Regions from separate parts of the Homo sapiens genome. Here region 2 is linked to region 1. A link is a contact called in ENCODE Hi-C or POLR2A ChIA-PET data. All regions are on one chromosome and are shown on one strand. Each heading gives the region's core, a stretch centred on a gene start or an enhancer-like site at or near the end of the contact. The rest is flanking DNA. Distances are from core to core; before and after follow the strand shown.

What was found. Hi-C counts contacts between places; a loop is a spot of excess contacts on that map. ChIA-PET counts read pairs that join two places held with the same protein, here RNA polymerase II (POLR2A). Pooled maps may share reads with other maps.
Region 2: a loop to region 1 is called in a map of CD4-positive, alpha-beta T cell, with 5 times the contacts of the local background. The contact joins the promoter of CLIP1-AS1 here to the enhancer-like site in region 1. A Hi-C loop is called at or near these places in 13 of 168 maps with a recorded cell type or tissue (CD4-positive, alpha-beta T cell, Caco-2, IMR-90 and 10 more), 8 of 37 single-sample maps with no recorded cell type and 16 of 50 pooled maps. POLR2A ChIA-PET finds 5 or more read pairs at or near these places in 34 of 52 experiments (A549, A673, AG04449 and 27 more).

What each region holds. Positions count from the first base shown.
Region 1 is chr12:122,448,371-122,455,359 of GRCh38, reverse strand. No RefSeq gene overlaps it. Among named protein-coding and RNA genes, the nearest start is that of CLIP1, 29 kb to the right of the region's middle. Within about 2 kb of position 1,304, at least 7 of the 41 ENCODE cell types and tissues checked have a DNase peak (open chromatin) inside an H3K27ac peak, as active enhancers do; they include CD4-positive, alpha-beta T cell and thyroid gland, where a contact is called at or near this core.
Region 2 is chr12:122,394,247-122,401,178 of GRCh38, reverse strand. CLIP1-AS1 (CLIP1 antisense RNA 1) reads right to left here and starts at 5,637. Exons shown (of 3, transcript NR_045382.1): 1 at 5,514-5,637; 2 at 4,474-4,596; 3 at 1,235-1,883. The region is part of intron 1 of CLIP1 (CAP-Gly domain containing linker protein 1); the gene reads left to right. RefSeq lists enhancers at 493-542, 1-605, 563-622, 643-692, 1,161-1,220.

The sequences.
Region 1 (6,989 bases), core at 55-2,554:
CGCCCAGCCTTTTTTTTTTTTTTTTTTTTTTTTTTTTTGAGACAGCATCTTGCTCTGTCACTACTCAGGCTGGAGTGCAGAGGCATGATCACGACTCACTGCAGCCTCAACTTCCAGAGGCTTAAGTGATCCTCCTGCCTCAGCCTCCCAAAGTGCTAGGTTTACAGACTGAGTCCCCACACTCTGCCTTTATGGAGACTTCTTCATGCAGGCGTGATCCATTATTAACTTAATCTCCAGCCCTTTCCCCTCACCCAGAAGACGGAGGGTGAGGCTGAAAGTTTCAGGATGCTAATCATGGTTTGGTCATTCTGGTGACCAGCCCCCATCCTGAAGCTATCCAAGAGCCCACCAAGTTTGGCTTCATTAGAACAATAGGTCTTCCTGTCACCCAGAAAATTCCAAAGGATTAGGCGCTCGTATTAGGAGACAGGGTCAAAGACCAAATGGTAGAACGAAAGATGCTCCTAACATTTTTTGCTTTAGAAACTGCAAAGGTTTTAGGAGCTCTGGCCAGAAGCCAGGGGCAACAAAGATCAAAATGTATATTTCTATTTTTTTTTTTTTTTGACACAGAGTCTCGCTCTGTCACCCAGGCTGGAGGGCAGTGGTGCGATCTTGGCTCACTGCAGCCTCCGCCTCGCGGGTTCAAGTGATTCTCCTTCTCAGCTTCCCGAGTAGCTGGAATTACAGGCATGTGCCACCATGCCCAGCTAACTTTTGTATTTTTAGTAGAGACGGCGTTTCACTGTGTTGGCCAGGCTGCTCTCAAACTCCTGGCCGAAAGTGATCTGCCCACTTTGGCCTTCTAAAGTGCTGGGATTACAGGCGTGAGCCACCATGCCCGGCCTATTTCTTATTATGTCACAATATCACATCCTATCAGCAGGAGGGAGAAAAGAAAGATAAATGTTTGCCCTCTCCCTTTAAGAAAACTGCCTGGACTGGACACTGTAGCTCACCCCTGTAATCGTAACTACTCGAAGGCTGAGGCCGGAGGATCGCTTGAGCCCAGGAGTTCAAGTTTGCAGTGAACTGTAATCATGCCACTATACTCTAGCCTGGGCAACAGAGCAAGCCTCCATCTCTTACACACACACACACACACACACACACACACACACACACTTCCAAGAGGTTGCATGGGCTACTTCAGCTTGGCCAGAACTTATTTTCATGGCCATCCCTAATAACACAGGAAGTTAGGAAATGTCTTCATTCTGGATGTCACATGGCAGGAAGAATCAGATACAGGAAGAGGGTAGAATGGCTTTGAGGGGGGCGGGACTTCTGGTAGTCTCTGCTTCAGTCTTTGAAAATGGAAGCACAGTAGTGAATGTTATAGTTGACTGTGCAATACTCACTTTACCCTGATCATGGTATATTCAGGGTGGACAGACCTGGGCCCATCTGGGCCCACCTGGGCCAAGGAGATGCATGCCAGAGGGTGCGTGTGTGCGTGCACGTGTGTGTGTGCATGCACACGCACACTTAGAAAACCATAGGAAAGGCCAGGAGCAGTGGCTCACACCTGTAATCCCAGCACTTTGGGAGGCCGAGGCAGGCGGATCACCTGAGTTCAGGAGTTCGAGACCAGCCCGGCCTAAAGGGCGAAACCCCGTCTCTACTAAACATACAAAATTAGCCAGGTGTGGTGGCGCAGGCCTGTAGTCCCAGCTACTAGGGAGGCTGAAGTAGGAGAATCGCCTGAACCTGGGAGGCAGAGGTGGCAGTGAGCCAAGATTGCACCACTGCACTCCAGCCTGGGGAGACAGAGTGAGACTCTGTCTCAAAAAAAAAAAAAAAAAAAAAAAGCAAAAGCAAAAGCAAAAGCAAAGCAAACCACAAGAAAGCATGAATAGGAAATTGTCAGGCCTCTGAGCCCAAACTAAGCCATCATATCTCCTGTGCTGCACGAATACATCCAGATGGCCTGAAGCAACTGAAGATCCACAAAAGAAGTGAAAATAGCCTTAACTGATGACATTCCACCACTGTGATTTGTTTCTGCCCCACCCTAACTGATCAATGTACTTTATAATCTCCCCCACCCTTAAGAAGGTTCTTTGTAATTCTCCCCACCCTTGAGAATGTACTTTGTGAGATCCACCCCCTGCCTGCAAAACATTGCTCCTAACTCCACCGCCTATCCCAAAACCTAAAGGAACTAGTGGTAATCACGCCACCCTTTGCTGACTCTCTTTTCGGACTCAGCCCGCCTGCACCCAGGTGAAATAAACAGCCTTGCTGCACACACAAACCCTGTTTGGTGGTCTCCTCACACAACGCATGAGACAGAAATGTATCATATATCATATCCATTGCTCTGGCAACCATCTTACCTTAGGATGGTTGAATGAAGGATGAAGCCACCTCCGCAAATGGCAGAGAAAGAGAAGAAAAGATTTTGGGTGCTTGAGAAATTTAGCGGCTTGAGCCACTACATCAACCAGCCCTGAAGCTGAACCGTGTTGCAAACGTCCTGTTTTGTGAGCTAATGAGTCTCCTTATTGTCTCCGCTAGTCTGAGTTAGACCAGCTGCTGAAATCGTGATAACTGATGTAAACTCTAATAAAATGTAAGGTAATTTTTGACCAGCAGAGCATAAACCTCAACATCTGACTGGTCCCAGCAGATTTAGGCACCCTTATCTCCTTTTAGCTTTAGGAATTTCATTTGGGATTCAAATGGCTTTATCTGACAGGAACATATGCATAGCTGTTTCCAGGTAGGCTCTGATGGCCTGTATTTGATGGAGTAAGATTGGTTTTACATTTAAGAAAGGTTAAAGTAGAGGGGAACAGGCATTCTCATACATTATTGGTGGGGATATAAATTGGCTCACTCTTTTTTGGGAGGGTAATTTTTTTAAAAATGTAAATGTACATATTTTAGATTCAGTGGTTCTAATCTAAGCATTAATCCTACAACTATGTTTGTAAAAGCACACTGTATGCGCTTCAGATTCAAGCTTCTTGGTAAGACAAAAAACATTTTTAAGAAGAAAAGAAATACGAGTATACTATATATGCACCCAAGGCTGTTTATTGTGGCAATGTGTGTAGTAGCAAGTACTGAAAATAACCTAAATGTCTATTGGTAGGAATCTGTTGAAATCATAGCACACTATGATCTTACAACGCAATGGTTTAAAAAAATGAGGAGGCTGGGTACAGTGGCTCGCGCCTGTAATCCCAGCACTTTGGGAATCTGAGGCAGCAGGATCGCTTGAGCCTAGGAGTTCAAGACCAGCCTGAACGACATGGCAAGAACTCATCTCTAGGGAAAAAAAAAATTAAATAATTTAAAATATGGGGCCAGGCGTGGTGGCTCATGTCTATAATCTCAGCACTTTGGGAGGCCGAGGCAGGTGGATCACCTGAGGTTGGGAGTTCGAGACCAGCCTGGCCAACATAGAGAAACCCCGTCTCTACTAAAAATACAAAATTATCCTGTAATCCCGCATACCTGTAATCCCAGCTACTCGGGAGGATGAGGCAGGAGAATTGCTTGAACCTGGGAGGTGGAGGTTGCAGTGAGTAGAGGTTGCACCACTGCACTCCAGCCTGGGCAACAAGAGCAAAACTCTGTCTCAAAAAAAATTTTTTTAATATAAGGTAATCTACATCTTCTGATATGGAAAGAGGTCTATCTAGAGGTCTATCTATATATTCCCCTAATATATGTATTAACTAAAGAGTGTGGGTGTGTGTGTATATATAAAAGATAAGTTGTAATAGATAATATATAACATGTATTATTTAATATATTAACTTTTCTTTGTAATACATGTTAACTAAACTATATTACACATATATGTATGTTACATTTTATATTGTTACTGGAATACATATATTTATATATATATACTTTGTTAATTTTTTTTTGAGACAGAGTCTTGCTCTGTTGCCCAGGCTGGAGTGCAGTGGTGCGATCTCTGCTCACTGCAACCTCCGCCTCCTGGGTCCAAGCAATTCTCTGCCTCAGCCTCCCAAGTAGCTGGGACTACAGGCAGGTGCTACCACACCCGGCTAATTTTTGTATTTTTTATAGAGACGGGGTTTCGCCATGTGGGCCAGGCTGGTCTTGAAGTCCTGGCCTCAAGTGATCCACCCGCCTCGGCTTCCCAAAGTGCTGGGATTCCAGGCGTGAGCCACCATGCCTGGCTGAATGTATATATATGGTTAGGTGCAATACCCACATATATGAGTTTAAATAATTTTGATTTGCTGTCTCACATCATAAATTACACAAAAAATCTATCCCAGGAGAATAAAAGCAAAAACCTTAAAAATTTTATAGGAAAATATAGGCTAATACTTTGTGACCTAAGAGTTTTAAAAACATCTATTAATTGAAAAGCACCATTTAAAAAAATTTAAAAAACACAACAAAACAAAACAAAAAAAAAACAGGGCACGTATGGGAAAAAATATTTGGAACATATAGAATCATAATATATTAAAAACCACTACAATCAGTTTAAAAATAGACAATGCAACAGAATAATGGGCCAAAGATATGAAGTCGGCTGGACACGGTGGCCTATACCTGTAATCCTAGCACCTTGGGAGGCCGAGGTGGGCAGATTGCCTGAGCTTAGAAGTTTGAGACCAGCTCGGGCAACATGGTGAAACCCCGTTTCTACTAAAATACAAAAAATTAGTGAGGCGTGGTGGTGGGCATCTGTAGTCCCAGCTACTTGGGAGGCTGAGACAAAAGAATCACTTGAACCAGTGAGCTGAGATTGTGCCACTGCACTCCAGCCTCGGCAATAGAGTGAGACTCGATCTCAAAAAAAAAAAAAAAAAAAAGAGATTCTCAAGTTCCTCAGTAATCAGCAAAAAGCAAATTAAAACCATGAGAGAGGCCGGGCGCGGTGGCTCAAGCCTGTAATCCCAGCACTTTGGGAGGCCGAGGCGGGCGGATCACGAGGTCAAGAGATCGAGACCATCCCGGCTAACACGGTGAAACCCCGTCTCTACTAAAAATACAAAAAATTAGCCGGGCGTGGTAGCGGGCGCCTGTAGTCCCAGCTACTAGGGAGGCTGAGGCAGGATAATGGGGTGAACCCGGGAGGCGGAGCTTGCAATGAGCCGAGATTGCGCCACTGCACTCCAGCCTAGGTGACAGAGCAAGACTCCGTCTCAAAACAAAAAATACAAAAAAAAAAAAAATTAGCCGGGCATGATGGCGGGGGCCTGTAATCCCAGCTACTCGGGAGGATGAGGCAGGAGAATCGCTTGAACCTTCTCAGAGGATGTTGCAGTGAGCTAAGATGGTACCATTGCATTCCAGCCTGGGTGATAGACTGAGACGCCATCTCAATTCTTTCAAATCTTTTAGATGGACAAATATTTAATTTTAAAAACAGAGATGAGGAACTTGCTGTGTTATTCAAGCTGGTCTTGAACTCCCAGCCTCAAGTGATCCTCTCAGCTTGGCCTCCCCAAGTACTAGGATTACAGATGTGAGCCTCACACCCTGCCTGGACAAATATTTAAATATCTAATAATACCAAGTGTTAATGAGCATGGGTTTGTTTTTGTTGTTGTTGTTGTTTTTTTTTTTTTGAAGACAGGGATTCTCACTGTGTTGCCCAGGTTTGACTCAAACTCCTAGGCTCAAGGTATCAACTCGCTTCAGCCTCCCAAGTAGCTGGAACTACAGGTGCGTGCCATCATGCTAGGCTTTGCAATGGGAATTCTTAAATTCTACTGCTGGAAATGTAGTAGAACTGGAACTGCCATTTAGAGAGTAATTGGGCAATATACAGTGAAGTTAAACATGTGCATACCTTATGACTCACCAATTCCACTCTGAGCTATGCATTATGAAGAATTTTTTTTTTGCTCTGTGGCCCAGGCTGGAGTGTAGTGGCATGGATGGCTCACTGCAGCCTTGAGCTCCTGTGCTCAAGCAATTTTCCCACCTCAGCCTCCTGAGTAGCTGGGACTACAGGTTCACACCACCACACTCGGCTAATCTTTTACTATTTTTTGTAAAGACAGGGTCTTGCTATGTTGCTTAGGCTGGTTTCAAACTCCTAGGCTCAAGTAATCCTCCCACAGTGCTCAGATTTCAGGCATGGGCCACCTCATCCAGCTGAAATTCTTGAATATAAAATGAAAAAAGCAAAACAAAACCAATAATAGAGGAAGATATGGGACCCCAAAAATAATGCAAGTAATTGAAAAGTCTAAGATTAAAAATGGTTTTTTCTGCCAACTTGGGGGGAAAAGGGGCAATTATAAGCCATTGCTAGGAAATTCTAGGGAATATAGAGAGCAGTATGAGAAATTCATGGTCCAAAGAAAAGAGTTTTATTTTTATTACTCTTCTGTATTTGAATTAATTACCATATTCATGTCCCAGTTCTATAATTTATATAACTAGTTCAAATCTAAAAATAAAATAAAAATAAATCCCTTCATGATTAATTGCAAACTTTGGTACATATACAAAAAAAAAAAAAAAAAAAACACATGAAAAGGTATTTAGGAAGAAGGGATAGAGCTGGCTGCGGTTGGCTCATGCCTGTAATCCCAGTGACTTGAGAGGCTGAGGCATGAGAGGATCACTTGAGTCCAGGAGTTCGAGAGTAGCCTGGGCAACATAACAAGTCCTCATCTCTAACAACAATAAAAATAAAAATTAGCCTGGCCAAAAGAAAGACATACTGTTTCTTGTTTTTAAAGAAAAAAAATTAGCTTGGCATGGTGGTGCACACAAATAGTCCTAGGTACTCGAGAGGCCGCGGCAGGAGGATCCCTTGAGCCCAGGACTTCAAGGCTGCAGTGAGCTATGGTCATGCCATTGCACTCTAGCCTGGGTGAAAAAGTGAGACCTTGTCTCTAAAAAATAAAAATAGGCCGGGCACGGTGGCTCACGGCTGAAATCCCAGCACTTTGGGAGGCTGAGGTGGGCGGATCACTTGAGGTCAGGAGTTCGAGACCAGCCTGGCCAACATGGTGAAACCCCATCTCTAC
Region 2 (6,932 bases), core at 4,388-6,887, 59 kb after region 1:
AGCACTTTGGGAGGCCAAGACGGGCGGATCACCTGAGGTCGGGAGTTCGAGACCAGCCTGACCAACATGGCAAAACCTTGTCTCTACTAAAAATACAAAATTAGCCAGGCATGGTGGCACGTGCCTGTAATCCCAGCTACTTGGGAGGCTAAGGCATGAGAATTGCTTAAACCCGAGAGGCGGAGGTTGCAGTGAGCCGAGATCGCGCCACTGCACTCCAGCCTGGGCGACAAGAGTGAAACACTGTCTCAAAAAAAAAAAAAAAAGGATCCGGAGTTGGGAAACCCTGTAATGCTTCTGTGTTTATCAAGTGTTTAGAGTGTAAGATACAGTTACTTGATGCTTTAGTTTGAAAATCGCATCATTTTGCATAATTTTATGGATTCTTGTTTTGCTGTTGACTCACTTGAGAACTTTTTTGAACTCTTACTGTGTATCAAACTTTTTTAGATTCGTTGGATGCGAAGACAAATCAAATCTCATGGAGCTTAGTCATAGCATGATATGCAAACAAGACAGGAATGCGTGTGAGTCATCATTCCGTAATCGAAGCTGCCCAGTAGCTGGAGTAGTCCAGAGAAGGAAGAGAGGGCAAGAAGAGTAGTCAGAAGAGACTGCTGATGTGTCTCCTGTGTTCTTGGAGAGCCATTTCCCATGTGCCCCCAAAGCCCTTCTGTGTGGCAGTATGCTGCGCGTGGCAGTAGCGTATGGGGCCTGGCTCTAGAAACAGCCAGTACGTGGGAAATGAAGCCCGTCCAAGGACCTTAAGCTCAGTTCAGCCAGGAGATGTGATGTTTTTAAATTGGGGCTAAGCAGGCCCATAATTTTTTTTTTTTTGGTTACTTTTCCGTGACATTGGATAGTTGACTTTTTTGTTTTACTCAAGAATTGAAGAAAATTTGCAAATGCCCTTCAATCTTATTTATCTTTTTCAGTCTCTTCTGTATATACAGAAATATGAATGTGAATGAAGTGGAAGGAAGAAAATCAAATAGCTTGCCCTTTCTTAAGGGGAAACAAGTCAATTTGGAAAGGTCCCAGCGTTGTGTAAGTGTTTTCAGTGGCTCAAGCCGAGGAGCTCAGGTTACACTGCATCTCCTGTGTTGGGGGTGGGGACAGCAAGTGACACAGCATACTTACGTAACCGTGACTTCAGGGGACAGGATTAAGCTGTGAATGAACCTCCCAAACCCAGGAATATGATATGAGAACATAGCCTTTGAATTTCTCTCTCAAGTTTGACTTGAAAAATCAGCCTCAGAAACATCTTTATCTTAAGATAGATTTCCGTTGCTCTCAGAACGTCTCTCCCCTGACCTTCTGTTATTAAGTTCATGGACATACAGCATTTTAGAATTAGGTGGGGGCTCCGAAGTCTGCGAGTGCAGCTGTGCACAGGTAAGTCACTTCACCCGCCTGGTGCTGAATTTCCTTTGGGTCTTGAAGCAGGGCCGCGTTGAAACCTGGGTTTCTGGACGTTGTAGCTACCACGCAGCCTGTTTCTGGAAGCTTGGTGTTAAACTCCCTCTCCTGGCAGGTTAAATTCATTGCAAATTCTTCAACTCTCCTTTGCCTCCCAACAGAATTTTTAGATTTAGTAAATAAAGTGGCATTTTCATTTTGTGGATGGGGCAAAATGGACTGGAAAGGGTCTGATGTGTAGAGATGTGATTTTCTTGGGGCAACGTGATGCCGCTCTATGTGTGCCAGGAGGTGCTGAGCCTGTTTGAAGCTCTTATCAGATCTGGGTTCTTTCTTCACTGATGGCAGAGGTCTGTACTTTTCACTTTGGCAAAGTTAGAGCCACAGTCTTTCCTTTCACTTCTGAATCCTTGACCTTTTGCTTACAGGATTTGGATTTGATACCCAAAACAGGACTAGAACTGTGAAGGTATGGAGTTAGAAACAGATCTTATTTAATTAGTGTCCTCAGGTTGAAGTTGGGAATACTGAGCCGGGGAAGGGGTTATGTGAGTTGTTCAGGGTCATCCAACTGGGGTGGAATTTAGGTGTCTCACTTCCTAGTCCAGCTCTCTGTTCATACTTTTTTATTTATTTGAACCATGACATTTAAAAAATAGGAGTAAACATAACCTTAAGAAATCAGATGAGAATATGAAGAATATTACTGCTTTTTGTATGAACATAATTTTCACCATTCTTGTTTTTGGGAACTGCTTGTTTTGTGGAACCTCTTGTTTCTGTAAATTGCTTAAGGTTTTTTTTTTTTTTTTTTGGATATCTGGTCAGGAGGAAGGGGGATTAGATTTTATTAAAATATATATTTTCTATAATAAGTGTCTTTTTTTCTTAAACTTTTTAAAAAAAGATTTTAGAGATAAAGTCTTGCTAATATTGCCTAGGCTGGACTCAATCTCCTGGGCTCAAGCGATCCTCCCACCTCAGTCTCCGAAGTAGCTGGGATTCCAGGCAGGCGCCACCATGCCCGGCTAATTAAAAAAAATTTTTTTTTTTTAGAGATGGGGTTTCACTATGTTGCCCAGGCAGCTCTCAGACTCCTGGACTTAAGTGATCCACCTGCCTTGGCCTCCCAAAATGCTGGGATTATAGGTGTGAGCCACCATGCCTGGGCAAACTTGTGTGTTTTAAAAACATATTTTGTTCTTACGAGTAAAATGTCTCTGCTTTTATAAAAATATAGTACTTTAATTATTCACATTATAATGCTTTTTGTGATATAAAGCATTTCAATCTTAGAGGCTCGTCCTTAAAATTAATTTTTTTTTTTTTTTTAAGGTGGAGTCTCATTCTGTCGCCCAGGCTGGAGTGCAGTGGCGTGATCTCGGCTCACTGCAACCTCCACCTCCAGGGTTCAAGCTATTCTCCTCAGCCTCCCAAGTAGCTGGTATTACAGGCGCCTGCCACCACGACCAGCTAATTTTTTTTTTTTTTTTTTGTATTTTCAGTAGAGACAGGGTTTCACCATGTTGGCCAGGCTGGTCTCAAATTCCTGACCTCTGGTGATCCGGCTGCCTTGGCCTTCCGAAGTGCTGCGATTACAGGCATGAGCCACCAAGCCCAGTCCCTTAAAATTAATTTATTTGAGGAATTTACTTGGCCAAGATGATTCAAAGCTCTAAGCAAAGTTTTTATCTGTTTGCCACTGTATTACATAAAATAAGCTTGCCACTATACCATATAAGCCCACTTATTTCAGTGGCTGAAACTGATAAGTTAATTTTCTTTTTTTTTTGTTTTTTTTTGAGACGGCGTCTCACTCTGTTGCCCAGGCTGGAGTGCAGTGGCACAATCTTGGCTCACTGCAACCTCTGCCTCCTGGCTTCAAGCGATTATCCTGCCTCAGCCTACTGAGTAGCTGGGATTACAGGCATGCGCCTCCACTCTCGACTAATTTTTATATTTTTTTTTTAGTAAAGATGGGGTTTCACCATGTTGGCCAGGCTGGTCTCGAACTCCTGACCTTGTGATCGGACTGCCTCCCAAAGTGCTGGGATTATAGGTGTGAGCCACCATGCGTGGCCGATAAGTTGATTTTCAGTTTTGGAAAAGTTTAGGATACATATTTACTGATGGGAAAATGGGGAGAGGTGATTCAGGTGTCTAGACTTCTTTCTTCCTTTTTTTTTTTTTTTTTTTTTTTTTTGGAGATGGAGTCTGGCTCTGTCGCCCAGACTGGAGGGCAGTGGTGTGATCTTGGCTCACTGCAACCTCTGAGATTACAGGCGTGCACCACTATGCCCGGCTAATTTTTGTATTTTTTTGTAGAGAGAGGTTTTTGCCATGTTGCCCAGGCTGGTCTCAAACTCCTGACCTCAGATGATCCACCCACTTTGGTCTCCCAAAGTGCTGGGATTACAGGCATGAGCCACACGCCTGAACTCTTCCATCTTTTGATTCTGTTGTCTTCAGTACATGCTTTCGAGGTTGCTGGGCTTGTCTCCATCAAGCCATCAGAAGGGCAAAGAGCATGGGGGATTGTACACAGTAGGTTCCTCTGGGCTAGGCCTAGAGTGGCACATGCCTCACACACTTATTCCACTGGCTAGAACTCAGTCACGTGATCATACTGAACTGTAGCGGGAGCTGGGAAATATGGTGTGAATCCAGGAAGAAAAAGAGGCCAGGCACGGTGGCTTACGCCTGTAATCCCAGCACTTTGGGAGGCCAAGGTTGGTGGATCGCTTGCACCCAGGAGTTCAAGACCAGCCTAGGCAACATGGTAAAACCCCATCTCTACAAAAAAAAAAAAAAAAAAAAAAAAAATTTGCCGGGTGTGGTGGTGTCTGCCTGTAGTCCCAGCTACTTGGGAGGCTGAGGTGGAAGGATGGCTGGAGTCTGGGAGGTCAAGGCTGCCATGAGCCATGAGTGCATCACTGCAGTTCAACCTGGGCAACAGGGCAAGACTCTGCCTCAAAAAAAAAAAAATAAACAACAACAAAAAAGTCTTGGTGAACAGCTAGCCACCCTCTCCCCCTCTCCATATGTATTCACTTCCATCCTGGCTTGGCTGTACTGCACTCTTGTTTCTGTGGAGAAAGCAGCTCAGTAGAGTCTGTTTCTTCACTCTTTCGGTTGAAGCCGTTTTACTGTGGCTCAAAAGAATTTTTTTTCTGCCTGTGAAATTAATTATACCTGTTCATTAAATAAAATTTCTATAGACCCAAGAAAACACAGATAAAAATTACCAGTGATTCCATTGAGATAATTGTTCTGAGTCCCTGTTACAGTTCCCTTCAATTTCAGAATTTTTAAGCACTTAGAAATAATAAAATGTCACTAATTCTTACTCTGTGCTGGCTTGCAAACTTCAAAACTCTTAAGAGGGAGGAAACAACAGCCTGGCCATTTTGCCTTTTCCTCACAAAGATACACAGGGCTATTCCGGAGCTGTCCCGAGGCTTTATTCTTCTGGCATTTTCAAAATGACTTAGACATCTTAATCTCCACTTCTCCTTAGTAAACAGGGTAAATATTGGGGCTGGTGAACTCAATAGTTTATTAGGATGGCAAGGGTAACATTTTAAGTTTATGATTTATTTTCTACTCAGTTATCAGGATTCTTTTTTCTTTCCTTTTTCTTTTTTTTTTTTTGAGATGGAGTCTTGCTCTATCGCCAGGCAGGAGTGCAGTGGCACGATCTCGGCTCACTGCAACCTCCACCTCCCAGGTTCAAGAGATTCTCCTGCCTCAGTCTCCCAAGTAGCTGGGACTACACGCACGCACCACCATGCCCAGCTAATTTTTGTATTAGTAGAGACGGGGTTTCACCATGTTGGCCAGGGTTGTCTCTATCTCTTGACCTCATGATCAGCCTGCCTTGGCCTCCCAAAGTACTGCGATTACAGGCGTGAGCCACCACGCCTGGCGGGGATGCTTAAATGTAGCCCAATCCTCCAGTAAAGAATACTAAGAAAAAGTGTTTGGAACCGAACCAAAATAAAAACTTGCGTACCAGAAGTTTGCAGGTAATACAGATATGCGTACATGACTGGTGTTCAGCTATTTAGGTGGACTTGCTTGTCTCTGCTTACCTGTGTTGCTGATGCTGGTCAGCAGTGGAGAAAACTGAGATTAGATGCTGCTAATCTCAGATGGGAGGATAATTTCTTAGGAGGAAGGACATTTCTTGAGTCATCAGCTCCAGATTCCTTTAAAGTGGTGAGGCTTCAGCCCAGAGGGCGACTAACATGAGAATTCCTGTTTGTGAGGTCATTGTCATGACCTCATAGCCAGGCTGTTCAAAATGTTTGCCCAGCTTCTGGCAGGATATGAGCTGATGCCTGCCCCGATTCTACAGACACCATGAGGTACTATTTTCATATTCTAGATTTGTGTTGATTTTCTTCAACTTCTTATAGATAAAAAGTAAAGACATTGACACCAGGCCCTCTTTATTTTGCTGAAAGAGATCGTATAATGATGAGAAAATTATTGTGAGTATCCTCTGGCAGGACTTTTAAAGGCAGAAAACTCCACAGTTGAATAGAAAGTGTTTTTACTGTGTGTACGTGATTAGTCAGTAGCTCTATTTGCTACGGAATTTACTATCCATTTTTTCTGCAAATAAACATAAAGTTTTTTCTTCTGTGAAAAAGTAACAGTTTGAAATGATTAGACTAGGTTATCAGTGGCAGAAATTCTTTATGACCCAGAGGTCTCAATTCAGATGCATCACAATCGAGAAGTTGTCACCATCTGTTTTTGATTATTTTGCCTTGTGCTGTTTATACCTGTTTCAGTTGGAGTTGGAAGAAAAGGTGTTGGTTCGTACAGATATTCAGAAAGCTAGTCTCTGAGGGTTAATATTAACTTTTTAAAGGATTGTCCTTCTTTTTTTTTATTTTTGAGCCGGAGTCTCATGCTGTCGCCAGACTGGAGTGCAGTGATGCAATCTCGGCTCACTGCAACCTCCGCCTCCTGGGAGCTGGGATTACAGGCGCGCACCACCACACCCAGCTAATTTTTGTATTTTTAGTAGAGATGCGGTTCCACCATGTTGGCCAGGATGGTCTCGATCTCCTGATCTCGTGATCCGTCCACCTCGGCCTCCCAAAATGCTGGGATTACAGGCATGAGCCACTGTGCCTGGCCTAAAGGATTGTCCCTTTAAGTAAATAAAAACTTAGAAAACCCTGTGTTTCTGTATTCTGGGTGCAAACACTTGATAAATTGTCCCTTTCCATCTTTTTTTTTTTTTTTTTTTTTTTTGAGACAGCGTCTCACTGTGTTGCCCAGGCTGGAGTGCAGTGGCGAAATCTTGGCTCACTGCAACCTCCGCTTCCCGGCTTCAAACGATTCTCGTGCCTGAGCCTCCAGAGTAACTGGGATTATAGGCACGTGCCACCACGCCCAGCTGATTTTTTTGTATTTTTAGTAGAGACGGGGTTTCACCATGTTGGCCAGGCTGGTCTCAAACTCACCTCAAGTGATCCGCCCGCCTCAGTCTCCCA